Regions from separate parts of the Homo sapiens genome. Here region 1 is linked to region 2. A link is an interaction called in ENCODE POLR2A ChIA-PET data of the cell type or tissue named here. Cell type or tissue: PC-3. All regions are shown on one strand. Each heading gives the region's core, and the rest is flanking DNA. Links, peaks and the distances in the headings are about the cores only.

Evidence for each region. ChIA-PET counts read pairs that join two places held together with the same protein. Peaks named below come from ENCODE experiments on the same cell type or tissue, not always from the same donor. Only the 100,000 strongest peaks of a DNase experiment are listed, where the experiment ranks them.
Region 1: POLR2A ChIA-PET joins it to region 2 with 5 read pairs; 1 of 35 experiments calls an interaction of 5 or more read pairs at or near these places.

What each region holds. Positions count from the first base shown.
Region 1 is chr5:148,929,962-148,946,239 of GRCh38, forward strand. No RefSeq gene overlaps it. Among named protein-coding and RNA genes, the nearest start is that of ADRB2, 110 kb to the left of the region's middle. RefSeq lists an enhancer at 1-121. In PC-3, for the core only: a CTCF peak has its summit at 9,410; a DNase peak (open chromatin) is centred at 9,810; H3K4me3 peaks cover 523 bases; H3K27ac peaks cover 1,693 bases.
Region 2 is chr5:148,137,921-148,154,198 of GRCh38, forward strand. No RefSeq gene overlaps it. Among named protein-coding and RNA genes, the nearest start is that of SPINK14, 22 kb to the right of the region's middle. RefSeq lists a silencer at 8,066-8,360. In PC-3, for the core only: no CTCF peak of the experiment used is centred there; DNase peaks (open chromatin) are centred at 8,201 and 9,711; H3K4me3 peaks cover 1,811 bases; H3K27ac peaks cover 3,526 bases.

The sequences.
Region 1 (16,278 bases), core at 5,131-13,130, 790 kb after region 2:
CTATGGGGTAGAGGTAGAAAGGGCCCTAGAAATGACAGGGAAGGGAAGATCCACAGGTGCCAAGGATTAGGAAGGTGGAATAGGGATGAAAAGTCAAGACTTCAGCAGAGCTGGATTCAAGAGAGGAATAAGGATGTAACCTCAGGTGAGGTGGGACTACAGAGAACAGCATGTACAAGTTATTTATCCAAGAGATTTCCAAGAACACTATTGTTTGCTTCCATTAATTTGCTCCGAAGAGGACATATTCTACTTTTTTGGGCACCAACTTTTTAAAAAATAACCTCTTACATAAACAATTATTGAAGGGACATTTGTCATAAGCAAATCTTAAACTCATTCTAGAATTAATCTTCTCTATGATTAATAGACCAGAATCTTGTTTCACACAACTTTCATTCTGGGAAGTTAATTTGAAAAAAAAAAAAAAAAGTCAATTTCATTTAAAGGAAACTGAGCATGACTTGAATATGGTACACAGGAAAGAGCTAACGATTTGAATAAGAAGACCTGAGTTTGCATGCCAGCTTCTTACTAATTGGAAACTTCCTCTCTCTGAACCAGTTTCTTCTTTGGTAAAACTGGGGAGGGCAGATCTAACACCCACCACAAAACGGGAATATCCTATGAAAAAACAGGTGGGAACACAACCTGTAGATGTTACAGCATACATAAGCCATTTGTATTTATTTTAATAACTTCCTTTCTCTGTTCCTTTGTTTTTCTTGTCCCCATGCATAATGAAATGATAATAACTGGATCATTTTCATCGCTCCTGTTTCTTTCCTTTCAAGAACAAAGGATAAATATCTAACAATGGCATTACAATTCTTTTGGGGCTCAATAGTGTCACCAAGGAATGTCCAATACAATCTATCAGCAAAGCCCATTCAAACAAAGAGCCTCTTTGGGCTGCCCTAAGATCCAAAAAGAGCAGGCTGGGCTCTCTCTTGTCAAAGACAGCCATTCTGAGCTAGAGTCCAGCCTCCAGACCCCTACTATCTGCCCCTAGACACCTAGGAGCTTTCAGTTTATTCCCACAGACCCCATGATAGAGCCTGGTTCTGCCCTTCCCATTGTCCTCTCTCCCATCCCCACCACAGCAGCTCTTCCCCAGACCGCACATTTTTCACATCTGAATTCACCACTTATTGCCTCAGTGTGTCCTCAGTCATGTTGGTTAAGGTCTCTGTGCTTTGTTTTTTAAAATTTCTATAGATACAAAATATTTGCAGTACCTATAATATTTTGGGGTACACATAATATTTTAATACATGCATAGAACGGGAATGATCAAGTCAAGGTATTTAGAATATCCATAACTTTGAGTATTTATCATTTCTATGTGTTAGGAAAATTTTAAATCCTCTCTTCTAGCTATTTTGAAATATGCAATACATTGTTTGCTAACTATAGTCACCCTACTCTGCTATTGAACATTCGAAGTTATTTCTTCTATCTTGCTATATGTACTTGGCATTATTTTAATCCATAAAAAGGACATGATGAAAGAAGTTACCCCCATAGGATTGTTTTCAGCAGTAAAGGTTGTTATTCATTTTAAGGACTTCACACAATTTGAGGCAATTATAAATATTCAGGAAGTATTTCCTATTACCAATTTTTCCTTCTTTCCTCCTCCCTTCCTTCTTTCCTTCTTCCCTTCTTCTCTCTTCCCCTTCTTTTTTCCTTCCTCCCTCCCTCCTTCTCTTCCTCCTTCCCTCTTTCCCACCTATTTCCTTCCTCTTCTCTTTCTCTTCTTTCTTCCCTCCCTCCCTCTCATTCTCTTTCCCTCCCTCCCTCTCTCTTTCTCTCCCTTTCTCCTTCCTTCCCCCTTGCTTTCCTTCCCCCTCTCTCCTCTTTCCCTTCTCTCTCCCTCCTTTCCTCTTTCTCCCTCCCTCCTTCCCAGCTGCTCTTCCTTTCTCTTTTTCCTTCCTTCTTTCCTTTCCTCTCTCTCTTTCTCCTCCCCTCATTTCCTCCCTTGCTTCCTTCCTCCCTATTCTGCCACTAACCCTTACTTCCTCCTTGCCTTTCACTCTCTCTTCTTTCTGTCTCCCCTCACTCCCTTGCCCTTGCCTTCATGTACCTCAGTCCCTACCTCCCCTTACCCTGACAGCCTCCCCAGGCCTGAGCCCATATGGAGTTGGCTCCCACAGTGGCTCTCCTGCAGGAACAGAGTCAGGCTTAGCTGCTCCCAGGGCTGGGATCTATCAGCCAAACCAGTACTTGACTTTAGGGTATTTCTAGGACTTAAATTACATTTGTGGAGCCACTAGCCATTATTTTTGGGAATTCTAAGAGGCCCAAAGTCCCTGAGGACTGAGAGAAGATAAATGTTGTATTGCCCATCTTTGCTTAAAAGTGAGCAAGATTGATTCTGGTCATTTTAAACAGTTCTTTTAATATCTGGGCAACTCTCCACTAAGTCCTCTCCAATCTACTAGCATGAGGACTCAGCTGAGTCCTGAAGTTCTTCTCATCCTTCTTCTGTCCCTTGTTTCTTTCCCAGCCTGAATCTGGCATCACGCCCTGACACTCACAGACTTTTCTCGCTCCTCTGCTGAACTCTGAACTCTCAGGGACATGAACAGGGACATGTTTACAATGCTTTAATTACCCTGAGATGCCTTAACTCAGAGAATTTGGATTCAAAAGGACCTAGGTTTAAATACTGCCTTTGGCACTTTGTTCTTATGACCTTGCACAGATTATTTAATTGCACTATGTCCATTTGCCTATTTGCTCACTCAACAAATATTCATTGAGCCTCTACAACATTCCAGATGCTGTGCTAGTTATTAGAGATGAAGTGGTGAACACGGCAGGCATAGCCTTTGCCCACAAGCAGCTGAGAGTGGAGGAGATATCTAACAACTGAAATCACAAGCAAATGAACAAAAATAATAAGTTGTGATGAGTACTATGAATAAAACATTCCGGAGCTAGGCTAAGCAATAACAAGGTGGGAGAAAGTAGAGATACCTATTTCAATACGGTGCACAGAGATGGCTTAGAGCTGCACTGGCTTAGAGATAGCCCCAGTGCTATCCATATTTTGGCCTAATACTTATTTGTTGGAGTATGGAGGGACTGTCTTGTGCATTGAATGACATTTAGCAGCATCCTTGACCTCTGCCCACCAAATGCCAGTAGCCATCCCCAGCCACACTGTCACAACCCAAAATGTCTCCAAGACATTGTTAATGTCCCTGGGAAAGCATGAGAGGGCCAATCATCTCCAGTTGGGAAGCTCTGGCATAGAGTATGGGCTTTGCTGTTGCACAGATTTGGGTTTGAGTCTCCCCTCATTTATTTACTTGCCATGGTGACTTTGAATAGGAAACTAAGCTCTCTAAGCCTCAGTTTCCTCACAGGTGAAATGGGGATATTATCAACATCATCTTGTAATGTCGTTAGAGGAATAAATGAGATAGCAACCAGTCCATAGTAAGTTCTCAATAATATGGTGATTATTGCCGACACTATTATCATCACATATGTCTCTCCAACTGGCCACTAGCCCCTTGGGGACAGGAACTGGCCCATAATCACATGCTATAGTTTGGATATTTGACCCCTCCAAACTTCAGTTTGAATGTTGACCCCCAGAGTTGGAGGCGGGGCCTCATGAGAGGGTGAGAGGTATCTGGGTCATGGGAGCAGATTCCTCATGAATGACTTTGTGCCTTCCTGAGGTAATGAATGAGTTCTCACTCTGCAGTTCAGGTGAGAGCTGGTTGTTTAAAAGGGCATGGCACCTCTCCCCTCCCTCTCTCTTCTTTCACCTCTTACCATGTGACATGCTGCCTCCCCTTCACCTTCTTCTGTGATTGGAAGCTTCCTGAGGCCTCACCAGGAGCAGATGCTGATGCCATGCTTCTTGTACAGTCTATAGAATTGTATGCCAAATAGACCTCTTTTATTTATGAATTATTCAACCTCAGGTATTCTTTTATAGCAACACAAATCAACTAAGACACCAGATTTATACCCCCAGCTCACAGCACAGAAGCCAAGACACCTTACAAACCTGGTAAACCTCTGCAGTGAAATCTAATAAGTCCCCACACAGACTGGATGGACAGAGAAGGCAACCAATGCCAAGTAAATGACTGTGACTTTGATTTGACCCCAGGCAATTCCAGTCTCTGTGCTGCCCTGCTAAGAGAAGGGAGAAGGTTGCATGAAAGCTTATTCCCCCGACAGGGAGTGGCTGATGAAAGATTATATTGCCATTGGTCTTCCTCTTCTCCTCTGAACAATTGCAGGGGCCTTTCCTCTTCCCATTTGGCTGATGTGAAACTCCTGATTCTCTTTTGCATAACAGATTTCACCTCTGTTCAGCCTTTGTGGCCCAGCCAGTAGACCAAAGGGCATTTATTTCCATATTTCCCTGCTGATCTAGGGTGACCAGGTTGACACTTTGTTGCCTCTCTGGTTCTTTCTGGGCACTCAGTGGAACTAGGATAGTTCCTATCCCCACAGAACTGAGTTTAAGCAGAGAGACCAAGTCCAGCTTCCTCCAGCCCCTTTGTTATTCCTTCTTTCTATCTCTCCCCACCTCATCACCCTTAAAGTCCTTACAGATCTAACAGTCCAGGGTTCATTTATCTTTATAGAGCCCTGAGAGATTCCTCCATGGGAGAGACAAAAGCAAATCAGAAGGGCATTGGCCTTAGCAGTTTCCTTTCCTAAAAAATTATTTCAAATACTTTCCAAGACCTTGCTTGTCCCTGTGCCTGGCAATACCTACTCAAGTCCCCTACTGCCTCTAGATCCTGTGTTGACGCAATTTTGGCAGGAGAAGATTGGCTCTGATTTTAAAAAGAGTATTTCCTGAGAAATGATAATGTATGAGATTCTGTTCTGGGCCCTGCAATGGCTACAAAAATACTAGGCCCACTGATCTGTGAGTTCTTGTAGCACCTGCACAAAAGTGATCAATATATGTTTGTCGAATGAGGACATGGCCCTAAAAGGAGAGATGAGAAGACAAGCATCTGTTGAACACCTGCCATGTACTAGGACCTTATTAGGCATCTAGGTACAAAGGTGAACAAGATATAATCCTGTAAAAAAACTGAGACCTGGTGGAGACAGGTCCGTTCACAAAAAAATGTAATATCACTTGATAAGTGCTGAGAGAATGCTATGTGTATGCAGCAGGGTGATACTCAGCCCAGCCTGGACTTAGGGAAACCTTCCTAGAAGAGATGATGCCTGAATTGAGTCATGAAAAATGGGAATGAGTTAGCATAAAAGATATCCTAGAAAACAACCAGAGACATGAAAGGGCATATGATCTGCTGGGAACTGCAGGCAACTGGGAATGACTAAAATGTCAAGGAAAAGGTAGGAAGAGGCAGAGGATTAGAAAGCAGACACAGTCAGGGCTGGGCACTGGAGGGAACTGCCAGGATTCTGCTGCCCTGCTGCCTCTCCTTCAGGGTCTGTATCTGCTGCAGGGAGCCCCTGGCCTGGCCTGAGTCCCCTCCAGCAACTGAAGGAGGTGGTGCCCTGAGGGCCTGGCCATCTTGCCCCTCTGTGGGTGACACTGAAGGACAATATTCACTCCTTACTGGGTTGTCTGAGGGTTTGTCGGGCCTGCTTCAACTTCTTCATCTGCCTAGTACTGTGTCCTCCCCAGTCCTTTCATAGGTATTGATTCGTATAAACATTTTCCACTACAAGCCCCATCTTCACATCCACTTCTGTGAACCCAGCTTGCACCAGCCTTGGATGCCAAACCAGGGGTTTGGATGCGTTTTGTCACTATCAATATTCAGTTATTGTTCCTTTGCAACACAGACACTCCACATGTGGTCTGCCCAGATTCGAACATTCTTCAGTATATAGTGGTTACCTAGGCCATGGGCTGGGAACAATTCCCAGAGAACTGGCTGTAACCAGTTAGTTATACAGAATATCCTTTTACTCCTTTCCCACTTTTAGGTGAGAATTTGTCTTCCTCATTACCCATATCTCTAAGTGGAAGAACTTCATCTAGAAAACACTTGTCACATCTCTTCCAATAGCCCTCCTCATAGGTGGAAAAGGGAGTTATCTGACTGATCAGTTTAGGAGAAGAGATCTGAGGTTCTGGTTCTGGGTACCCTCTCTTCTCTCAGGATGGCCTCCCAAAGGAAATGAGACCACCATTTGGTCTGTGCTCAGAGCCATGCAGAAAGCTTGTTGGGCCCATGCTGTCCCCTCCAGGAAGACGTTGGTGGACATGCCTTCCAGGACTGGGTGGGGAGCATTTCCAAGCCCATTCAGCCCCACAGCTAAGCAATACTCCCCAATCTAGCTTGAATCAGCAAGAATGATGACATTTTGATCTTTGCCAATCTAACTCCACTATCTACCTGACACTCAGTTCTGAACTTGGGCAGGGAAGAGAGATGTTATTTTTCAAGGCCTCTAAAATAACCCAACATTCACAATCCAAAAGCTTACAATGTCTTAATGTATCAATTTATCAGTACTCAAGAATATCAGTAACTGCTATTGCATACATAAATGGTCAAATAAATACATATTGTTCTATCTAAAAGATAGACTCCCACCAATAAGATTAGGTTTATATATTCTATGGAGGGCTTCACTCAAGCTCACCAGGGACAATGGGCAGGAGCTATGGGCATGAGGCCATGGACAAAGTGGCTTAAAAACTGCTTTAAACTGCATGAAAGAATATTGCCTTCACAGCAATCCAGAGCATGTTTATACAAGGGAGAAGCTAATGAACTTAACGTCGGTGTATTTTGCATTAGGAATGCAGCTGAATATTATGAGTGTGAGGACTATATAAGACATTTCTAAAAAGATTAAAGGGTCTTTTCCTCTAGTATAGGTTTAGAAAAAAAATCAGACAAGCCTCTTTCTTGGATCACATACCGGAAGTTAAACAGTGGCAGGATGTCATGGTTTGAAGGGCCATAGACCTTGTTCCTGACCTGATTCACCAACACCAACTGGCTAAACGACCTCTCTCCAGTCATTTTAACAATCGCAGCTTCAGTTTCCACATCTGTCAAATGGCTATGATAACTTATATGCTCTCACAAGGGGTGTTAGGAGAACCAAGTATAATGTTTCATTATAGATCATACTAAGTGATATCATTGACTGGTGCTGTGTCCTGAAAACATTGCTAAGCATTTTTCATGGACTTTCATACTTGATCTTTCACCTTAAGCAGCTGATATTTTCCCTGCTTAACAGATGAGGAATCTGAGGTGCTGAGAGTTTAAGTAATTATCCCAGGTTCTCATAACTAGCAAGGGTGAGCTAAATCTTGAGCCCAGATCCCTGATTATCTGACCCCAAGGCCTGTACTTTTAACCACTCTGCTCTATGCCTTATATATTAAAAACAGTGTTGTAGAGTGGGAAGAATACTGAGTATTAGGTGTATTCCTAGCTCTGCCTCAAATGAGTCATTGGCACTCTCCAGGATCCCATGTGTGGAAGATATAATAACGGCCTCCAAAGATATCCACACCCTAATCTCTGGAACCTAAGAATATGGTATGACACATGCCAAAGCAGAATTCAGGTTGCAGATGGATTACTGTTGTTAGGCAGCTGACCTTAAGACAGAGTATCCTAGATTATCCAAGTAGGTCTACCTGAATCAAAAGGGTCCCTAAAAGCAGAAGAGGGCAGCAGAAGAGGAGGTCACAGTGATGTGATGTGAGACAGACTCACTCTGCATTGCTCACTTTGAAAATGGAAAAAGAGGCCATGAGCCGAGGAATGCAGGCAGCCTCTAGAAAGAAAGGCAGCCCTGCTAGCATCTTGATTTTAGTCCAATGCGATGCATATTGGACTTCTGACATACCGAGGTGCAAGATAATAAATTTGTGTGCTTCAAGCCATTAGTTTATGGTAATATGTCACAACAGTGATAGAAAGCCAATACACTATGCACCTGTTTGTCAAATGAAGGAATTGGGCTTGAAGTTGATTTCTACGGCTTTTGTACCTATGACATCTTTACCAATAGTTTTTTACTCTTTACTCATAAACAGTTCCTTCTAAAGCATGGGAAAGAGCACAGATATAAATGACAAGCAGTTGTTCCTGGAATATAACAGGGCATAGAGCCAGAATCTCAACACATGCCTACCTCCTCCCAAACAAAACTGCTTCTGCTACTCTCAGCTCCCCAGGCACCAGTCATCTCCCCCAGACCCCTCTCCAGGCCTGGAGTCCGCCGCAGACTGGCAGGCTTTGAGCCTAACACCATTTACTGTTGTGAAGCTGCGTTATTCATGCTGCTTGACAGACACTGTCCAAAGTGCCTATTTTAAAATATGAGAAATGGAAAGAAACATGGAGCACCAAGAACAAGAGTCAGGGTTCTCTCTCTCTCTCTCTCTCTCTCTCTCTCACTCTCTCTCTCTTTCTCTCTCTTTCCCCCAACTCTATCCCCAGCTGATCCACATTCTGGCTTTATTCCAAAACACTTGAGCCTCTTCTGTCCAAAGCATAGTCTCATTTTATATTTTCAGGAGCCATGGGAGACTGAGGGAAAAGGAGTCAGCCAGGTATGAAGGCTGGTGGTGACTAACAAAAGGCTGTTACCTAGGGGACAAAAGTATTCAATCATCCTTTGTCTTTGTTTTTGTTTTTTGTTTTTTCCAACATGTTGAGATAGACAATAGAGGATGGGGTATAAGAAGAGGAAGAGAGAATAGAAAGTTCTGAGCACAGAAAGGGAGGAGATATGAGGTCAGCATCCCTCCAGGCTGTAACTCCTGGAAACCTCAGGTGGAGATTCCTGGCAGCAGTGCGTGGCCTGAAGATCTCTGCAGGGTAATTTCTACAGTCTCTGTCACTGACTATGACAGTGCAATAGGAGCACAGGATGACAGACCTTTCCGACTGCCCATTTTCATACCCGCTTTTTTATTTTTGCCATAGCACATACCCTCTCTACCATTCTTTACCTTAAATTCTTCTTTAAGTGACATTTTGCTTTAAGAACTCTTTTCTTTAAAGGACATTTTTAATCATTGTCTGTTATTAAAATGCCTAGTTTTAGATGAGATTTCTCCCCAGTTGCTCACCCTCTTCAGTCCTCTTGTCTCTCGAGGCTCCTGGGAGGATGATAACTCCCTATACCTCCCGCCTCCTCCTTGAACTCTGCCTTGAGTTAGGTGGCACCTCATGATGGTTCTGGCTGGGAAGAAGAGACTTGTGTCACTTCCCAGCCAGCCAGAGCAATTAATTACTACTGGGAATCTTTCCAGTGCTGCTGCTTCTGACAAGGAGGCTGCATGTTCCAGGTGGAGATGCTCAAGGATTCACCTTGTACCTGGATTGCTAAGTCACCAGCTGAGAGTAGTTGTTGTAGAGCTGTAGTTTTTCAAAGTGTGGTTCCCAAATCAGCAGCAACAGCATCACCTGGGAACTTGTTACAGATGCAGATTTTCTGGCCCAACCTAAGAGCTACTGAGTCAGAAACTCTGGGCGGGAGGGGGCAGCAATCTGTGTTTGGACAGGGGATTCTGGTGAAAGCAATGGCTTAGGTTTTCTAAGGCCTATAGGGTCATGTGGCCCCACAACAGACTTTCTATGAGCATGAAAAAAACTTTGTTGTATTAAGCCATTGAGATAGCTGGAGTGTTTTGTCACCAGGATATAACCTAGCTTATCCTGATTGATACACTACTAGAAATGAAAAACAAGTATACTTTGCCAAAAATAGAAGGTAACTGTAAAGTGCAAACATCATAAAAATAGTTCTATTAAATTTGATGGTTATCACCTGCTAAAGGCTTTCAGCCTGGAGTCTACTCAAATTTCAATAAAAAGGGAGATCAGCACATTTTAAAATGTGGTTAAGGAGATGTTAGCATTAACCTAAGACTTTTTCCTTGAGGAAGAACTGACTCAGAATTGGAAAGGGAATATTGACTCTGCAAATCAGTGCTATTCAATGACTCACCATTTTACTGCCTGAAATCATCTCAGATACCACTAGTATTATGTGAACTACCCTTTCGGAAAATTGATTGGATCAACCTCTTTGTCTTGTGTTTGTGGAAAGCTGTGGTCCAGAACTGTGAATGTCCTTGTCCATGGTTACACAGCAAATTAGAGGCAGAACTCAGACAAGAACCCAGGTCTCCCACAAGCCCTGATCATGGGCACTTATTTTCCCAACACCCGACAACCTTCAGTCTTTCAGCAGCCATACATCCCCAATTCAGCTCATGGTATTACTGCAGAAACCCAGGCCCCTAACATGACATGCAGGGGGTTGCTGAAAGGAATGGTCAGGGAAGGGATCCTGAGGTCAGGAAACTCAAAGGCAAATATAAAGCCCCCTCTGATCTCATTTGTGCAGAGAACTGTGGAAGTGGGTAATTAAAGAAAACATAAAGAAACAGCTAGTATAGTGAAGGAGAAACCAGGAGATGGAGAATGAATTCGTTTCCTGTGGCTGCTGTAACATATTCCCACAAACTTGGTAGCTTATTCTCTCACTGTCTTAGAAATCTGAAATCACTATCCCTGGGCCCAAAGGTGGACCAGCTCAAGGGGAGAAACTCTTCTTTGCCTCTTCCAGCTTCTGGTGGCTGTGAGCATTCCTTGACTTGTGGCTGCTTCACTCAACTGTCTGCTTCAGTAATCTCTAACTGCCTCTATTTTGTAAGGATACTGGGATAGCATATAAGGCCTGCCTGGATAATCTAAAATAATCTCTTAATTCTCAAACTCTTGGGAATTTCATCACATCAGCAAAGACCATTTTTCCAGATAAGGTATTATTTACAGGTTCCTGAGATTAGGACATGGCTAGGTTGGTAGGTGGGGTGGGGATGTGTGCATTCTTCAACCTACCGTGGAGAGTCTAGTTCAAGGTCTACCACCAGCTCAAGCTGACCTCTTAGGCAAGTCCATTTCCCTCTCTGAGCCTAGGTTTCCCTCTGGTAAAATGAGAGGGTCTGCATGAGATGATTCCAGAGGGTTCTTCCAACTTTGGCAGTAGGAGTTCCCTGGATAGTAGGAGGTCTCCTCTATGCCCCTAAAGGGCACATGCAACCCAAAGCAAGAGGTTCTCAAGGATTACTTAATGGCAGAAACTAGAGCAGAGCCCACATCTTTTGACTAGTAATTCCTCAATACACTGACCACCCTCCTCCACTCCTTATACCTGCCTCCACCCTCTCCTCCTTATACTGGCCACTCTCTGGTGGCCACTGAAAAACTACTGTGGCCAGCTCCCAGAGAGGTGAGATGCCACATCACAATGAGGACTTCAGAGAACCTGCCTAAGTCCTGAGGTGTGCCAAGGACACCTAGTCCTCACCTCCTCCAAGGCCCTGGGACATCATGAAAATAAACAGAGATCTAATTCATAAATCCTTTGGGGACAAAAATAGGCTGAAACAAAAGGAACTGGTGAAAGCTCCAGAGCCCCTAGAGTTGGGTTTTTGAAAAGAAGCTCTAAAGCCCTGTCTTGACTCTTTCCTAGGACTGGAATAGAGTAATGCAAGCACCCCCAGGGCCTTGACCTGCCTGGACGATTGGCTGTGTGGAGGGTGAAATAAGTGTAGATACTAATCATATTAGGAAAAATGAACACATTTGTTAATATTGAGTGCTGGCAAACGTTGGAAAATGGGTACACCCATACAATGCTAGTGGGAATGTACATTTGTACAACCACTTTGAAGAGCAATTTGGCAGCATGTACTAAATTAAAAGGTATATGATCCTATGATTGAGTAACCCCACTCCTGGCATTGCCTGTGCTAGAAAAACACAAACAATTGTACCAAGAGGTATTCATAAAGCTATCTGTTGCCACTTTGCTGTCAAATGCACTCCCTGCTCTGTTCATTGCTGGAAACTATATTCCCAGGATTCCTTGCCCACTGGCTTCTGGGCAGATTTGGTCAATGGGAGGCACTGGTGAAAAGCTAGAGGGAGGAAAAGAGAAACTAAGGTGTTTCTTCCCTTCTGTCCCAGAGCACCTTTCACAGTCCTAGCTCCCAACACAGGGCCTGCCCTGACTTCTGTGCTCTGCCAACACCACTTCCTCCTAGGAGTGCTCTCCAGCTGTAGGGGGGGGTCACATCTTCCTGTTGTTCCTAGTCTCTAAATAGCCTCACCTTCCTACTTGGCTTCTCAAGTCTCTTATCCCCTTGGTGACCAATTCTCTGCATTAAATCCCCTCTGTTTGAAGTGCCTAAGAAGGTTTTCTGTTTTCCTGACTAGACGCTAACTGATAACAGTGTTTGTTTCAGCATTATTGGTAATGCTGAAATTAGCAAAAAGTTAGAAATATCTCAGATGGAAGATGGCAGAATAGGAACAGCTCCGGTCTACAGCTCCCACCGTGAGCGATGCAGAAGACGGTGATTTCTGCATTTCCATCTGAGGTACCGGGTTCATCTCACTAGGGAGTGCCAGACAGTGGGCGCAGGTCAGTGGGTGCACGCACCGTGCGCGAGCCGAAGCAGGGCGAGGCATTGCCTCACTTGGGAAGCACAAGGGGTCAGGGAGTTCCCTTTCCGAATCAAAGAAAGGGGTGACGGACGCACCTGGAAAGTCAGGTCACTCCCACCCGAATATTGTGCTTTTTGGACCGGCGTAAAAAACGGCGCACCACGAGATTATATCCCGCACCTGGCTCGGAGGGTCCTACGCCCACGGAGTCTCGCTGATTGCTAGCACAGCAGTCTGAGATCAAACTGCAAGGCGGCAGCAAGGCTGGGGGAGGGGCGCCCCCCATTGCCCAGGCTTGCTTAGGTAAACAAAGCAGCTGGGAAGCTCGAACTGGGTGGAGCCCACCACAGCTCAAGGAGGCCTGCCTGCCTCTGTAGGCTCCATCTCTGGGGGCAGGGCACAGACAAACAAAAAGACAGCAGTAACCTCTGCAGACTTAAATGTCGCTGTCTGACAGCTTTGAAGAGAGCAGTGGTTCTCCCAGCACGCAGCTGGAGATCTGAAAACGGGCAGACTGCCTCCTCAAGTGGGTCCCTGACCCCTGACCCCCAAGCAGCCTAACTGGGAGGCACCCCCCAGCAGGGGCACACTGACACCTCACATGGCAGGGTATTCCAACAGACCTGCAGCTGAGGGTCCTGTCTGTTAGAAGGAAAACTAACAAACAGAAAGGACATCCACACCAAAAACCCATCTGTACATCACCATCATCAAAGACCAAAAGTAGATAAAACCAGAAAGATGGGGAAAAAACAGAACAGAAAAACTGGAAACTCTAAAACGCAGAGCGCCTCTCTTCCTCCAAAGGAACGCAGTTCCTCACCAGCAACGGAACAAAGCTGGATGGAGAATGACTTTGACGAGCTGAGAGAAGAAGGCTTCAGACGATCAAATTACTCTGAGCTACGGGAGGACATTCAAACCAAAGGCAAAGAAGTTGAAAACTTTGAAAAAAATTTAGAAGACTGTATAACTAGAATAACCAATACAGAGAAGTGCTTAAAGGAGCTGATGGAGCTGAAAACCAAGGCTCAAGAACTACGTGAAGAATGCAGAAGCCTCAGGAGCCGATGAGATCAACTGGAAGAAAGGGTATCAGCGATGGAAGATGAAATGAATGAAATGAAGCGAGAAGGGAAGTTTAGAGAAAAAAGAATAAAAAGAAATGAGCAAAGCCTCCAAGAAATATGGGACTATGTGAAAAGACCAAATCTACGTCTGATTGCTGTACCTGAAAGTGATGGGGAGAATGGAACCAAGTTGGAAAACACTCTGCAGGATATTATCCAGGAGAACTTCCCCAATCTAGCAAGGCAGGCCAACATTCAGATTCAGGAAATACTGAGAATACCACAAAGATACTCCTCGAGAAGAGCAACTCCAAGACACATAATTGTCAGATTCACCAAAGTTGAAATGAAGGAAAAAATGTTAAGGGCAGCCAGAGAGAAAGGTCGGGTTACCCTCAAAGGGAAGCCCATCAGACTAACAGTGGATCTCTCGGCAGAAACCCTACAAGCCAGAAAAGAGTGGGGGCCAATATTCAACATTCTTAAAGAAAAGAATTTTCAACCCAGAATTTCATATCCAGCCAAACTAAGCTTCATAAGTGAAGGAGAAATAAAATACTTTACAGACAAGCAAATGCTGAGAGATTTTGTCACCACCAGGCCTGCCCTAAAAGAGCTCCTGAAGGAAGCGCTAAACACGGAAAGGAACAACCGGTACCAGCCGCTGCAAAATCATGCCAAAATGTAAAGACCATCGAGACTAGGAAGAAACTGCATCAACTAACAAGCAAAATCACCAGCTAACATCATAATGACAGGATCAAATTCACACATAACAATATTAACTTTAAATGTAAATGGACTAAATGCTCCAATTAAAAGACACAGACTGGCAAATTGGATAAAGAGTCAAGACCCATCAGTGTGCTGTATTCAGGAAACCCATATCACGTGCAGAGACACACATAGGCTCAAAATAAAAGGATGGAGGAAGATCTACCAAGCAAATGGAAAACAAAAAAAGGCAGGGGTTGCAATCCTAGTCTCTGATAAAACAGACTTTAAACCAACAAGGATCAAAAGAGACAAAGAAGGCCATTACATAATGGTAAAGGGATCAATTCAACAAGAAGAGCTAACTATCCTAAATATATATGCACCCAATACAGGAGCACCTAGATTGATAAAGCAAGTCCTGAGTGACCTACAAAGAGACTTAGACTCCCACACATTAATAATGGGAGACTTTAACACCCCACTGTCAACATTAGACAGATCAACGAGACAGAAAGTCAACAAGGATACCCAGGAATTCAACTCAGCTCTGCACCAAGTGGACCTAATAGACATCTACAGAACTCTCCACTCCAAATCAACAGAATATACATTTCTTTCAGCACCACACCACACCTATTCCAAAATCGACCACATACTTGGAAGTAAAGCTCTCCTCAGCAAATGTAAAAGAACAGAGATTATAACAAACTAGCTCTCAGACCACAGTGCAATCAAACTAGAACTCAGGATTAAGAATCTCACTCAAAACCGCTTAACAACATGGAAACTGAACAACCTGCTCCTGAGTGACTACTGGGTACTTAACGAAATGAAGGCAGAAATAAAGATGTTTTTTGAAACCAACGAGAACAAAGACACAACATACCAGAATCTCTGGGACACATTCAAAGCAGTGTGTAGAGGGAAATTTATAGCACTAAATGCCCACAAGAGAAAGCAGGAAAGATCCAAAATTGACACCCTAACATCACAATTAAAAGAACTAGAAAAGCAAGAGCAAACACATTCAAAAGCTAGCAGAAGGCAAGAAATAACTAAAATCAGAGCAGAACTGAAGGAAATAGAGACATAAAAAACCCTTCAAAAAATTAATGAATCCAGGAGCTGGTTTTTTGAAAGGATCAACAAAATTGATAGACTGCTAGCAAGACTAATAAAGAAAAAAAGAGAGAAGAATCAAATAGTTGCAATAAAAAATGATAAAGGGGATATCACCACCGATCCCACAGAAATACAAACTACCATCAGAGAATACTACAAACACCTCTATGCAAATAAACTAGAAAATCTAGAAGAAATGGATAAATTCCTCGACACATACACTCTCCCAAGACTAAACCAGGAAGAAGTCGAATCTCTGAATAGACCAATAACAGGAGCTGAAATTGTGGCAATAATCAATAGTTTACCAACCAAAAAGAGTCCAGGACCACATGGATTCACAGCCGAATTCTACCAGAGGTACAAGGAGGAACTGGTACCATTCCTTCTGAAACTATTCCAATCAATAGAAAAAGAGGGAATCCTCCCTAACTCATTTTATGAGGCCAGCATCATTCTGATACCAAAGCCGGGCAGAGACACAACCAAAAAAGAGAATTTTAGACCAATATCCTTGATGAACATTGATGCAAAAATCCTCAATAAAATACTGGCAAACCGAATCCAGCAGCACATCAAAAAGCTTATCCACCATGATCAAGTGGGCTTCATCCCTGGGATGCAAGGCTGGTTCAACATACGCAAATCAATAAATGTAATCCAGCATATAAACAGAGCCAAAGACAAAAACCACATGATTATCTCAATAGATGCAGAAAAAGCCTTTGACAAAATTCAACAACTCTTCATGCTAAAAACTCTCAATAAATTAGGTATTGATGGGATGTATTTCAAAATAATAAGAGCTATCTGTGACAAACCCACAGCCAATATCATACTGACTGGGCAAAAACTGGAAGCATTCCCTTTGAAAACTGGCACAAGACAGGGATGCCCTCTCTCAC
Region 2 (16,278 bases), core at 4,502-12,501:
TATTTTACACTTACAGCACATCTCAATGTGGACCAGCCACATTTCAAGTACTCAAGAGATACATGTGGATAGAGGTCACCGTATTAGGCAACGCAGTGCTGCCATGAGCTAATGGACGTGGGAAATCAGAGGAGGAATGCAGACACTAGGTAGGGGTGGATGAAATGCTTGTAAGCACCTTCCTCTATGCTGAAACTCTGTAAATCCCTACTCTACCTAGTCGCTTTGTTCACTTGAAAATTCTGGGCTAGTTCTGAAAACACTCCATAGGGAGAAATTATATGGAAAATCCATTTTGCTGCAAGATGTTCTCAGCTCCAGAAGAACTAGCCTGATGGGACGGACTTACTTGGATTTGGGAAGTTAATTTGTTATTTTTCTCCTCTTTTTTTTAAGTCTCTACTAGCTCAATTAAAATATCTCTGGGTTCTAGCATCTAACCTACCCATCTTCTCTTCTAGGATGAATGACAGGAAGATTGTTGAAAAATATCACCAAACCCTATTTTTCCTTTGTAACTGAGTGAAAATAAATTATCCCTTATGCTGCATTCTTTTCTATGTTACATTAAGAAAAAAAGAAGAAGGGCCAATAAGTAATTTTTTCAAGCATGAGAAATTCGGAGTAATTCCTGTTGAATTATTATTATTATTTGGCAATTTCAGGATGTATAGGATGGGTTCAGAGTGCCCATGACATATGAGATTTTATCTTCTTCATGTTCACTTATAGGAAATCCAGAAAAACTCTTTTTCTGGCTAAAACATATGTTTTTCTGAGAAGGTGTTTTGTTATGTCATTTTGAATATTTGATTAGAATATAAACACAAACCCTTTATATTTATTTTATTATTATTAATATACTCAAAAGACATTCTTATCCTGTCCTTAAGACTTAACCAATTTTTGGTAATCACTCCGAGTACAGAGAAAGAGTTTGGCTTAGGGATAGAGTGGGGTAGAGGATATAATAGTCTGGAATGGGATGAGACAAGGAAATGAGGAGAAGCGCAGTGACCTCAGGAGTAAGAATCAAAGGTGGAGGGCAGGGTGGGTGCAGAGGTCAGGAATAGAACATGACCAAGGAAAATAAAGTAGAAAATACTGTGAGGCTCAAGGATTAGGGTTAAGAGAGTGAATGTGTAGAACACATTGCTTGTGATTTAAAAAGCTAAAAGTTGATTTATTTTGGGGTGTATACAAATTAGGAGTGTATATAAAATGGAATCTATGTCAAAATGGTAACAAATAGCTTCACTAAATATCAAGTAAACTAATCTTTGGGTTACTTAAGTTATATCCTGATGGACAGGAGGTAAATGAAAACCAGACCTATCTCACTGAGGCTTCAAAACTAGATCTAAAATTCTAAACCAGAAGGTGATGCTGAGATGGGACTAAAGAAAGCCAAAATACTTCTGTCAGCCCCATCTATCCACTACTACCAAATAGTTATGCATTTCTCTGTATAATTTGATCTTCAGATTTCATTTTGCATTAAGGGTGTTCAGAGATCTATCCCTTTGAAACTCTTATTTTCTCATATTAGAAGTCCTCCTGAAGCCTTCCCATTTCTTTCAGGCTTCAGAAATGCCTAAGGATGTGGAGAAAAGAGCACGTTTACATACTTTAGATGAAAATATAAATTATTTTAAACTCTGTGGAAAACAGTACGTAGACATCTCAAAAAACTAAAAATAGAACTACCATTTGACCCAGCAATTCCACTACTAAGCATCTACCTAGAGGAAAATAAATCATTATATTAAAAAGACACCTGCACTAGGATGTTTATCACAGCACAATTCACAGTAGCAACATCATGGAACCAACCTAAGTATCCATCAACAGTTGATTGGATTAAAAATGTGTTTTATATGCACCACAGAATTCAATGCAGCCATGAAAAGGAAGGAAGTCATGTCCTTTGCAGCAACATGGATGGAGTTGGAGGCCATCATCCTAAGTGAACTAACTCAGAAACAGAAAATCAAAGATTGCATATTCTCAGTTATAAGTGGCACTCATAGACATAAAGACAGAAAATAAACTCTGAGGACTCCAAAAGGAGCGATGGGAGAGGGATGAGGGTCGAAAAATTACCTATTCGATATAATGTTCACTATTTGGGTGATAGGTACACTAGAAGTCTACCATTATACAATATACCCATATAATAATATGCACATTTACTCATTGAATCTAAAATTAGAAATGAGACAAAACTTCAAGTTACCTCTGGAACCAACAGCAAATAATTCTGTAGTTGATTAGTAATTCCTGCCATAGGCACAGGGAGAAGTAAAAAAGGCAGGAACATCAGGTATTTGCCATCCCACAATAGGGCAGGAACTTAGGAACTGAGCAGATCTAAGCTCAAATCCTGACTTTGTCACTCACTAACTCTATGACAATGAAAATGCTACTTTATCTCTCTGGGTCTTCATTTCTTCTATAAAAGGGGGGCTAATAATTTCTACCTTACAGGTTACAATGAGGATTATATTATATAGTTTATGAATGCCGTAAACTGAAGATCTCATATACATTAAGAGCTCAATAAATGCTTGTTATCATTATTTAATATAAAAACAGTAAGGTGTCAGAATTTTCCCTATTCAATAAGCTCTCTAATTCAATTAATTTCCCTGTGATTTTTTTTCTGTTTTAACCTCCAAAATATTTTTGACAACATAAATTTTAAAAAATTATAATTTTAGAAAATACAAAAGTATGCATGGTTTCTAATTTTCTTGAAACATACCATTTTCTTCACCAGTTTTTAATCTTTTAAGTAAGCACTCATGTCCTGTGGATATCTTGGATCAGGATTTGCTGTTGTTTATTTGTACCTAATTTTCACTCTAATAAAATGGATTGGATACTATAGCACAGTATTAAAGAAAAAAAAAGAAAGAAACTAAGGAGAGCGCTTATCTAGACTATGGATCTCCAAACCTTTCCTGTAAAGAGCCAAATTGTAACTATTTTTGGTTTTGTGTAATATATATTCTCTTTTGTTGCTGCTATTGTATAAACAAATGCAAATAAATTTATATTATGTAAACATGTTCCCACAGCTATGTACCAATAAAACTCTATTTACAAAGGTACATGATGGGTTGGATCTGACCCTGGGGCTGTAGTTTCCCTGGTGCAGACCAACTAACTCAGTAATGGATGAATGTCTGGCTCTTGTCCTTATTTGCAACTTGTCTACGCTTTGTGCCTTTCCACACCTTCAAACACCAACAACATTCTTCATTTTACGATAATAACAGTAATAATTTTTAAAAGTTCACTTTTATAAAAAACTTAATATGTGCTTGAAATCAAGAAAAACACATAGAGAAGCTCACATTTGTACCCCAAATCTATGTGCTATTTTATGGATTGAATATCATTCCCCCAAAATTTGCAGGTTAAACCCTAGCCCCCACAGTAACTGTATTTAGAGATAGAGCTATTAGGGAGGTAATTAAGGTTAAATGGAATTATAAGGGAAAGACCCTAATCTAACAGGATTGGTGTCCTTATAAAAAGAGGAAGAAACACCAGAGATCTCTCTCTGAATGTGCACAAGGAAGGGTCATTTGAGGACATAGCAAAAAGGCAACCACCTGTAAACCAGGATGAGAGCCTTCACCAGAAACGGGATTTTCTGGCACCTAGGTCTTGGACTTTTCGTCTCCAGAGTGTGAGAAAATACATTTTTGTTGTTTAAACCACCCAGCCTGTGGTACTTCGTTATAGCAGCAGAGCTAACTAGTGTAGTTGTGGCCTTCCTGATTGACTTTGACCAAGGTTACTCCAATATCTAACCCAGTTAGATTATGAATGAGTCCTCAAATGACACTCGCTGAGGACCTTACTAATGATGATGTCCCAAACTGCTCTTTTCATAGAAAGAAGCAGAATAGGACATCCTGTTCTTTCCTGGGCACCATCCTGGCACAGAGATCCCCTTTTCTTTCCAGTACTGAAATTAATCTTTTAAGTAAATAACATATGACAATAAATCATTCTTCAAGCATGAAGAGAGAACAGAGAGAAAGATTGTCACTTTTTGATAGGTGCCTGGAAAAAACATCAATTAAAATATTTTTCTTTCTTGATAGAATTTTCATTTGACCATGTAAAAGTTTTTCTTGGATTATTTTGAGGGATGATGCGCTGTCTTGCTGCAAGTCATTCTAGGTACTTTATTTTAATTTGCTATAGTGCTTTTAACTATTTCTCAAGTCTATGGACATCTTGCATTCTACATTATTATTATTATTATTTTGAGATGGAGTTTCGGTCTGGTTGCCCAGGCTGGAGTGCAGTGGCACAATCTTGGTTCACTGCAACCTCTGCCTCCTGGGTTCAAGCGATTCTCCTTTCAGCCTCCTGAGTAGCTGAGATTACAGGCGCGGGCAACCACGCCTGGCTAATTTTTTGTATTTTTAGTAGAGACAGAGTTTCACCATGTTGGCCAGGCTGGTCTCAAACTCCTGACCTTAGGAGATCCACCTGCCTCGGCCTCCCAAAGTGCTGGGATTACAGGCATGAGCCACCGCATGTGGCCTCTACCTTATTTTTTAACATGTATTTTCTACCCTCTTTCTCACTTCAGCAGACTTTTGCGATAGCCTTCTGCAATACACTTGTTTGTAATACGAATAATTCACATTCATAGGGGAAGGAGGTCATGGAAGACTTTCAGAATAAAGCTGCATCTTTACTGAGATGAGAAAAATTAGTATAGAGTTTGGAGAGACAAAAATTCTAAAATGGAAGGAAAAAGGGGAAGAGAAGGACCAAGAATGGATAAAGTGGTTGTGCTAGGAAGAGGGGGCAAGTGTAGAAGGGAAGGAGAGCAACACAAGGGCTGTATCTTTTACAATTTGTTTGTTTTCAAATGACCTCTTCAAAACACAGATCTGTTCAATTTCCCAACTCAAATTGGTTGAAAAATCCTACTCAGCAGCCAAACTTCATTAGAACAAAGCAAAACTAGGCAAACCTGAAATCTATGCATTCTCCTTGTCTTCCTCTTTCAGTTTTATCCTTCATGTAATCACAAAATTTGATAAACATTTGGTTCCAGCTATCATCCTTCCTTCCTGATTGACTACAACAGCTTTTTTTTTTATTATTATACTTTAAGTTTTACGGTACATGTGCACATTGTGCAGGTTAGTTACATATGTATATATGTGCCATGCTGGTGCACTGCACCCACTAACTCGTCATCTAGCTTTAGGTATATCTCCCAATGCTATCCCTCCCCCCTCCCCCCACCCCACAACAGTCCCCAGAGTGTGATATTCCCCTTCCTGTGTCCATGTGATCTCATTGTTCAATTCCCACCTATGAGTGAGAATATGCGGTGTTTGGTTTTTTTGTTCTTGCGATAGTTTACTGAGAATGATGATTTCCAATTTCATCCATGTCCCTACAAAGGACATGAACTCGTCATTTTTTATGGCTGCATAGTATTCCATGGTGTATATGTGCCACATTTTCTTAATCCAGTCTATCATTGTTGGACATTTGGGTTGGTTCCAAGTCTTTGCTATTGTGAATAATGCCGCAATAAACATACGTGTGCATGTGTCTTTATAGCAGCAAGATTTATAGTCCTTTGGGTATATACCCAGTAATGGGATGGCTGGGTCAAATGGTATTTCCAGTTCTAGATCCCTGAGGAATCGCCACACTGACTTCCACAATGGTTGAACTAGTTTACAGTCCCACCAACATTGTAAAAGTGTTCCTATTTCCCCACATCCTCTCCAGCACCTGTTGTTTCCTGACTTTTTAATGATTGCCATTCTAACTGGTGTGAGATGGTATCTCATTGTGGTTTTGATTTGCATTTCTCTGATGGCCAGTGATGGTGAGCATTTTTTCATGTGTTTTTTGGCTGCATAAATGTCTTCTAAACAGAGCCCTCAGAAATAATGCCGCATATCTACAACTATCTGATCTTTGACAAACCTGAGAAAAACAAACAATGGGGAAAGGATTCCCTATTTAATAAATGGTGCTGGGAAAACTGGCTAGCCATATGTAGAAAGCTGAAACTGGATCCCTTCCTTACACCTTATACAAAAATCAATTCAAGATGGATTAAAGACTTAAACATTAGACCTAAAACCATAAAAACCCTAGAAGAAAACCTAGGCATTACCATTCAGGACATAGGCATGGGCAAGGACTTCATGTCTAAAACACCAAAAGCAATGGCAACAAAAGACAAAATTGACAAATGGGATCTAATTAAACTAAAGAGCTTCTTCACAGCAAAAGAAACTACCATCAGAGTGAACAGGCAACCTACAAAATGGGAGAAAATTTTCGCAACCTACTCATCTGACAAAGGGCTAATATCCAGAATCTACAATGAACTCCAACAAATTTACAAGAAAAAAACAAACAACCCCATCAAAAAGTGGGTGAAGGACATGAACAGACACAACAGCTTTATAACAGATCTCAGTGCTGTACTCCTTTCTCCTTCATTCCCTTCTCCCCTGTGGTAATTATCTAAAGTTAGGATTTGATGGTATTGTGCTTAAAACCTTGAAGTGGCTTCTTCTGACACATGAATGCTCTGTTTACCTCTTCAGCCTCAACACTTGTGTTTCTCTCCTTCCTGTCTACACTTGAATGATTTTCTTGAAATTGTTTCCACATGTCCCCTCTTCCTAACATAACCACTCTATCCATCCCTGCTCCTTCTCTTCCCCTTTTTCTTTCCACTTTAGAAATTTTGCCTCCCCAAACTCTATACTATTTTTTTTCATCTCGGTAAAGATGCTGCTTTATTCTAAAAGCCTTCCATGACCTACTTCCCCATATGAATGTGAATTATTTATTCATTTGTTATGCTCCTATAACACCCTGTTCTTACACCTATATTACCCACTGTCACTGTTTACTAGCTACTTATTTACAAGTTGGTCTGTCTCACTGGAATGTGACTTCTTTAAAAAGAGACAGTTTATTATTGTTTTTATCCCTACTGCTGAATGCGATGCTGGGCATGAAGCAATTGCTCATTAAAAGTTGTTGAGTAAACTTAGACCTTTAAGATAAGAATTTTAAAAGGAAGTAATATTTAGGGCAGACACTCTCAGTTCTGATCAGTAACATAAAGCCTCTACAAGGATAGAGAAGGGAACTTATTTTTCAAAGAACTTAGGGATTCTGCATTCTCTTCCAGGTACAGATTAAAAATTGTTAGCACTGATGGAAACAGCTGGCATTGTTGGAAATAAGCTAGCTCCATGAAATATGAACTTATGAAATGTACCCATCTCCCTCTGAAGAAGGCTATAATCATGAGGTGGTTCTCAGAAATACTAGATAAGCTGCAGCTAAAAAGGAGGGCAAAGAGTAGCATGACCCCAGAAAAAAATATCCTGTTAAGTGTATTTTTTTTTTTGTAATTAACATTGTACTTTCAACTAATTAATTGTTTTTTATTAGCTAAATACATAATGTGTAGTTGACAAAGATCTCAATCAGGAAAAGGTATTTCTTTAAGGTTGATAAGATCCTGGATTGACAGAACTGGAAGAGACTTAGAGATAATTTATCCAATATCCTTAATACATGGAGATCCTGAAGCTGAGAGGAACAGTGATTTTCTGAGCAAACCTAAGTGAGTATAAATCAGAAATAAAAATTTAAGTGAATGGCTTGTAATCTCATGTTCTTTACACCACATCCTTTAGCCTCATGAATCCTAGTCTTGTGTTCTCTGTATAAATAATATTGTCTATCTGATTGTGTTTTCAGGCAAAAGGAATGGAATTTGTATTCAGTGATCTTAGAAAATTGTTAGTTATCTGCAGAAATGGTCACTTCTGCTTATTTGTAGAATATTTCAATTTTATATCTACAGGACATGAGGTAGAAAAAGTACACTTGTAGATTTAATCCGCATATAGCAATGGGGTTAGTGATAAAAAGTGAATTCCAATGCCTTGACTTACATGAAAGAAATCCACAGGGTCAGTTATACAATGAAAGGCTGTCAGCTATTATATTCTTACTTTGGAATCAACTTTGTTCCTGTAGTTTTAAGTAAAAAGAGTTGGCAGAAATTCTACTGCTAAGATCTCTAAAAGTGAGCTCTTAAACATATTTGCTTATGTTCTAGCCTTTGTTTGTAGAACAGGCATTGAGGAGTTGAACAGGAAATGTCACATTCTTTAGCCAGGAGCTATTCCTATACACTCAGAAGCAGCAGCTGGATGAGCTCCAGCTGTAAGGGTTTACTCAGGAACTTCTGGTAGGGATGCTCACCCTCAGATTAGCTGTCTTAGTTCATTTTGTTTTGCTATACAGAATATTTGAGGCTAGGTAAATTATAAAGGAAAGAGTTTTTTTTTTTTTTTTTTTTTTAGCTCATTGTTCTACAAGCTAAGTTCAAGAGCATAGCACCACATCTGGCTGGCTTCTGGTGAGGCGACATTCTGGGTCAAAACATGGTGGAGAAGCATTAAAGTGAGTGGCATGTTCAAAGAGATCTCATGGCAAGAGAGTAAGGAAGAGAGAGAATCTAGGAAGCTGAACTCAATTTTATAACACCTGCTTTCTGGTAACTAATCCAGTCCTTCAATAGTGAGAACCCACTCACTACCAAGGGAGGACATTAATCTATTCATGAGAAATACATATATTTTGGGGTTCTCCAAGGCTCAAACACCTTCCACTAGGCCTCACCTCCCAACATTTACACATCGGAGATCAAATTGCAACATGACCTTTGGCATGTTTAAATGCCATGTGGTTTGGCATGTGCTTTTCCTTGACAAATGAAGCAAATACCCTATCTTGAGTTAACAGACAATCATCATGGAAAAGGTCAATCTTGGATGTGGGAGGGACCCTGCCTTGTTTGTGTATTTATACCTGTATGGGATAGACCACTCTTCTCTCTCTGGACTCCTTGGCTCAGAGCAGCATATCTCCATCATTGGCATTCACCATCACTATGAAGGGCTTCACTGCTTTTGCCATCCTTGGTCTAGCAGTCACTGCTTGGGCTACCTCGCCATATGGCAAGTCAGGGTTTCTTTCCAATAGTCACGCGTTTATGTTAACTGTAATATATTCAGCCTTCATTAAATTATAAATGTTAATGTCTAAAGAAAATTTAGAAGGCATCTGTTTGAATTGGCCTGATTAACAAAAGTGAGTTGAGTCAGATCTTTAGTGTGAGGAAGAGAGACTGAGGAGAGGGATAAAAGGATTGTGGCTGTATGTTCCATTCCTGAGCAGGATCCCTCAGGTTTATGACTTGCCCTTTCAGAAACAACCTATAAAGCTTTGGGACCATAACCCATGCCATCCTACTCAGAGGATGCCCACAGGAACTCCTGGACATCTGTGACAGTCCTTTCTCAATAAACAGAGCTTTCCCCACTGGATTTTTTTTTTTTTTTAAATCAGAGCCACATGCATGTCTATCTTCATCCTGAGTTTGGACTTGCATGAAGAAATGGCCTCTTTTAGGGCTGGGCTGGGCAAGGACTATTGCTGGGAAATGGGTTTTGGTTACCATGAACAATGGGGATTTAGCTTTGCACTTCTAACTGTGCAATTTGTTCTTTCTCCAACTGCTCCTCTTCAACTGATTCTTGCTTCGCTCTCTTCTGGTGATCAAACAAAAGGGACAAAGGTGAGTGCAACCTTCTCTGTGTGGTATTTGTAAAAATGAAGTCATAGTGAATGTGTAAATAGAGCTGTGAAAGTAGCTAAACTGGCTCACAGTGGATTCACGTAACTCCTCTGGAGGTAAAAACATGTCTGCTCTGCGCCTTCCTGGTGGTATTTCCTTCTCTAAAGCTTGCACAAGGAACCTCTTCTCAAAAGAACCGCAGATAAAGTAAACTTTTATCTTTGTATAGTATTTTAAATTTTCTGAGCATTTTTCACATTCCTTATTCTTTTAGACTTTCATTAGAATCCTTAAAGGAGAGATTGATATTTCCTTGTTAAACAGAAAATTCCCTTATTATTTAGCGCATGTTCTGGTCTGTTTATTTCTGTAGCACAACACCTGGTCCATAGAAGTTCTTCAGATGTGTTTGTTGAAAAGCTGAAGAGGCTAGTTTTCTTTCCACTTCCTTCCCCTTCAACATCTTCATATAAGAATAGAATTTAATAATGGGAATACAGGGCATTATTTTTTGTTCCAACTATAGGTGAACTGTTCCAGATACATTAAAGGCTTAAAGACTGCATGCCCAAGAGACTGGAGACCAATATGTGGCACAGATCAGAAAACTTACAGTAATGAATGCATGTTTTGCATGCAAAACCAGGAAGTGTTATACTCAATTTGAAGCCCCAATTCGTCTTTTTTTATGATTATAAAGCCCACACTGGCCAAAATCTTGGTCTTTTAAAACATGGCTTGACAAATGCCACTTTTTGTGTGCTTCCTCAATACCCCATGCACAATGCTCTGTTAAAGTTGTGAAAAAGAAAAGCTTAGCTATATGTCTAAAGAAATATACATATATGTGTATATGTGGATTTACATATGTAAATATATATATGTGTATGTTTGTGTACTTGTTGGAAGTAATGGCAAAAACTGCAATTACTTTTGTACATATATATACATATATAAAATATATTGGTTATTCAACCAAATTCTCATTCACATTATACACTATCTTTTGGGTATTAGCTGTTACCTATATGCATTTGATACCCACATTGCATTTAAGGAAACAGTCTCAAGCAGGAAATATATATTGGTCACATTTTCATGAATCTCCTATACTTTTCTTCCTCCACAGGATAATTTTGAGGATAGCTATTTCTATTTAGGCTGTTAGCCATAGACACATAAAACCTTGTGAACTTATATGGAAATATATGACTTTGATCTATCCTTTAGAATTTGTGTTTCCTCTCATGATCGTCTAGAAAAGTTGAGGGAAGAGAATGATAGTACAAATGAATAGTTGGAATTAGCATATCCCCACCACTACTAGCACTACAAGTTTAATATTAAGTCTTTACTTTTAACAAGATCTGAGACTTTAGAAGAATGAAACAATGATTATTACCAGCCTTCCAGTAGTATGAATTCAATACTTTATGATTCATGGTTAAAATCATGGGCTTTGGTGTCAAACATTCGGATTAGAATCCAGACTCCACTTTGTAGATTATGCAAATACCCAAGTTACTACAAGCTTCAGTGTTCTTATCTCTAAGACAGAAATTATAATAGAATTTAGGATTCACTGTGATAAAGCATGCCAAATCTTAGCTAAGTAGCCAACACAGAGTGCTTTATAGAAGTAAGCTCCTTTTTTCTTATCTTTTTCTTCCTTCTTTTCTCCTATTTTCTAGTCCTTTTGAAAATTTAAAGTCAAGTGTCACAGCAAGTGTTATCCAGAATAAGGTCTCTCAGTATATGTTAGCTCACACACTAATGCAACCAGAAGAGATTAAAATTATATTATCTCATATCCTGTTTTTAGAGAGCAGAAATCTAATATTTAGAAAGAAGTGACTATACCAAAATTGTACAGACTTTAAGTGGCAGGGAAAGATTTGGGTGTATTTTCTTTTTCTTAATTGCAAAGTTAAGAATGTTTTCACACTATATTATGTCTTAGATTCTCACTGAATATTCACAGGATTTTAAAAAATGCTCAATCTACTTTTAGTGTTGATTTTATGTTTTTATATTCTTACTTGATTCAAAAATGTTCATATATTAAAGATGTTTACTATCAGTATTAACCAACTGGGATAGTTATTCAAGAAGAGCTTCTCATTCTCAGTCTAGGTCAGACAACAAAGAAATAACATATGACTATTTTACTCTATAGACTATGAAATCTCAAATTATCACATTATGCATTCAATAAAATCTTCTCTTCCAGAGATCAAGAATTTCAACTCAGAAAACTTCATGAAGGTAAATGTGTAAGTATATGCAGAAATTTTATTAATTCTTAATTCTTAATTCTTGATGTAAAATATGCCTCATTTTCGTAGAAAACAACCATTTAAAAATACATATTCTAAAAATTACCTATGACTATTTATATTCATAGATAAGGCATCTGGCCAACCTAAGCAGATCTGAAATATAGCAGAGGAAGAGTTCACAAACCTTATTTATAGCCCTTAATTGGAATATATTGCTATCCATATAGTTATTTTCTAACATTGCAATTAACTAGAAGGTTAAGGTGAGGATTTCAAGGAAAATTAGGAACTTAAGACGCTTTTATAACAATAAAAAAGTTATAAATAAAGTATGAAAAAATTTAAAAACAAGCGTAGACACAATTAATTCAGGGGTAAAAAGCTAGGTGGGTGGAGTGTCAATAATTCTAATAGAGTTTAAAATGTGATATAAGATAATTATAAACATGGGGTTGTGACAATAAAGACAGTTCATTTTTAGGACGGGCACCTAACCAAATTTGATGGGTGAGAAAGAGAAGTATCATCGTGAAACTGTTCTATAAGTAGTTAAAATGACATTTAAGAAGGAGTGGGAATTGTCCTGATAGATACAGTTGGTAAAAGTTAGGCAAGATAGGAAAACAGCAAGAGCAAAAGCACAAACATATCCAGGGGCAGGAAATACTTGGGAACTCAGTCCTGAGGTTTAATTAGAGTAAGATGCAGAAGACATTGCAGACAAACCTGAAGAGATAAGCATGAGTCAGGAGAGGATTATCTCCTAATGGAGAATCAGTTAAGTATTTGAAGAGCAATATCTATTTTGCTTTTTAAAAGATCAGTCTGGCATCAGTGTGGAGAGTGATTGAAACCTCAGATAAGCATAGAGAATGGGCAGAGAATTAGCAGAAAACTGGGGTCGTTTGAACAGGACATATTGAGGGCTTGAATAAAGTGGATGACAGTATGATGAGGAGAGGACTGACTCAGAAATGAAGTACCAGATAGAATCCACAAGGTGTATTCATCACTTAGATATAGGGAATTAGTGAGAGGGAGGGCCTAAACTGGACTGAGCTGTCCCTAGCTGTGACAAGACTCCCAGCCTTGTTGAGACAGAGTATGTAAAGTGCAGCAGCTATATTTTTTGCATATGGAATTTTGGAATGAATGATCTTTTAAGATATTTTAAAAGTTTGTTTTCTATGATTTAATTATTTGAAAGATAAAACATGTTTGTTTGTTTGTTTCTGATGGAGCAGATTCAGTGTACCAGGTATTCTGAGGCATGTACCATGGACTACACACTTCACTGTGGATCTGATGGAAATGTATATTCCAACAGATGTACCTTTTGCAATACCGTTGTGTAAGTGCTGAATTTAATGTATTATTTGCAGAACTAGCCTCTCTCAGAAATAGCCGGAAACAATCTTAGTACCTAACAGGCTAGATGTTACTATGAAGCATAAGACTATGATTATTATCATAATATTTTACCAAAAAAAAGAAAAGAAAAGAAGAAAAGAGAGAGGAAAAGAGGAAGAAAATACATAAGGAAAAAATTGATGCTAAGAAAATAAAAAATTTGATCAATATCGCTAAGTGGCTGCTAAGAGAAAAATTTACAGACTCTTTGGTTTCTGACTCTGGCTCTTATTACCATGAAACGTCTCTTTTCTACCATGTTAAAGCTTATTGATTAATTACTCAGTTTTTTAATGCCATGTACTCATCTAGCTGGCTTAATCTAAAAATATGAAACTTCTCATTTAATATTTCCAAAGCCATCCTTTTAAAAAATAATAATAATAACTTTTCTTGTAGGAAGAGCCAAGGTGCAATTTGGTTGAAAAATTATGGATTGTGCTGAATCTCCCTGATGCTTAAGGATATCAAGTCTCCTTTGGCAGATTCCACTTAGATAACCAGTTTGTCTTGGACGGCTGAGGAGGCAAGCAATAATCTGGTACAAACATGGATTTGAGTCTTCAACAAAGTATTCTCAGCAAGGAACTGACTATCAGTCCTATCTGTGGATGTGATTCTTCTCTTAAGGAGAATATCTATGGTCATTTTCCTAAGCTAAAAATCATATAGAAAGATTTTCTCTATTTCTATACAAATTGGGAACTAGATATTATACACACAATGGTGAGAAGAGAATATGCTTATATCATGTTTAAAAGACTCAATTGTTTTAAGTAAACATGAGTCAGAGGATGGATCTGTCCATTGGTCTCATATTATCTTTGGCACACTAATGAAGTGAAAAATTTAGATTTGGAGAAAGTGAGAATCCAAAATACTATACACTAATCAGAACAGACCAGTCATAACGTATATTTTAGGTGTCATCATTTAAAGAGGACTCAGTCACGTATGGGCACATGCAAAAAAGGCATTATGTTGAAGGGAGAGAGACATTAAAAACAAGATCTGATTGATTAAATGTTGAAGTCACTAAAAGGCCTCAGGAAAATATGATGGAGGTGGGAATGATGAGGGTATATTCAAAACCATCCTGAGAGAGAAACTCCAGAATTTTCTCATCTAGCATGCCATAGAAAGCACCCAGAGAATTAATTCAACTTGCTGAGATAGATATTTCATCTTGAAGGAGAAAAGAATTTTCTAGTAGTAAGTTTAGAACACAGTAATGCCCTATAAATTTAACTGTGGAGAGCACATGGTTTTTAAACACAGGTTGGTTAAATACATGCCAAATATGCAGTAGAGATGTGTGTATGTGTGTGTGTGTGTGTTTTCCTAGCAACATGTATAGAAAAGTAATGAAGGGTAAGGCAATGTTTCGTGTGGGGAAAAGCAATACTAATGGGCAAAAGAAGAATCCGTTTCATAAAGAAATTTTCAGACTAGTGAGAGAGACATACTTTTAAGGAGTTAATTACTATACAATGTCACAAGGACCATACTATTAGAAGTTTAATCAAGACAAAAAGAAAGATATGAGGTGTTAATGACATACTATATCAATCTGTCTACTTGTTTCTCAGTTATTACAAAATACCACAGACTGCATGGCTTAAACAATGTAAATTTATCTTCTCAAAGTTCTGAAGGTTGAAAAGTCCAAGATCAAGGTGCTGGTTAATTCAGTTCCTTGTGAAACCTGTCTTCCTGGCTTGCAGATGGCTTCCTTCTCACTGTGTCCTCACATGATGTGGGTGATGGTGGGAAAAAGGCAAGAAAGGGAGAGTTTTCTTTTTTTTCTTATATAAGGCCATCAATCCTATTAGATTGAGACCCCACCATTATGACCTCATTTAACCTTAATAAACTCCTAAAAACCTTATCTCCAAATACAGTCACATTAGGGGTTAGAATTTCAATATGTGAATTTTGGGGAACATATTTCAGTTTATTGCAGCTAGGTTACTAGAGTTTTATTTTTATATTTTTTTATATGCATAAAGGATGGTACTTGGACAGGAGAAATGAAAGTATTCTATTATGAATTTCTTATACTATAAGTAAAGTGATATCATACCATTTAGACTTACCCAGTGAGAATACATATATTTTGGGGTCTTGGTGAGAAACTAAGGTTGTATATTTTTAAACCCTATAACAACATTAAATAGCCAATAAGGGAAATAAAATGGAATAATAATTTTTAAAAAAAACTAAAAAAGAAACTTCAGCCCAAAGAAGGAAAAGAGAATAAAAAGGAAGCAAAACGAAGAAAAATAGGTTGGACTAATGGAAAACAAGTGGCAGGATGTTAGAATTAATACAACTGTATTAGTCTGTATTAGTCAGGGTTCTCTAGAGAAACAGACTGATAAAGTGTGTGTGTGTGTGTGTGTGTGTGTGTGTGTGTGTGTGGAGAGAGAGAGAGCAAGACAGTAGGAGATTTAAGTCCCTGGCTCACACAATTATAGGGCTGGAGAGTCCAAAATCTGCAAGACAGAGGAGCAGGCTGGAAACCCAGAGGTGTATTGACATTGCTGCTCAAATCTGAAGGTGTCCTGGAAGCAGAATTTCCTCTTCTTTGAGGGCTGTAATTAGTCCATTTACTGTTGCTTATAACAGAATACCTGAAACTAGGTAATTTATAAAGAAAAAAATTATTGGGAACCATGCACAGGGCTACCGTAGAGCACACTGAGATTCATTCCTGGCCCCCAACCACTCTGGGGGAATGGTTGAGTTAAACTGGCAAGGAGCAACCTGTTCTCATGATGGACTTCTGGAATCCTGGCAGGACAAGACCCCTCAACCACTATGGACACTTGAGTTGGCAGGAAGAGCTGCTTAGTGAAGTATTAGGAGAAGCACTCCATTTGGTGTAGAGCCCAGAGGGTTTGGTGTGGGAGC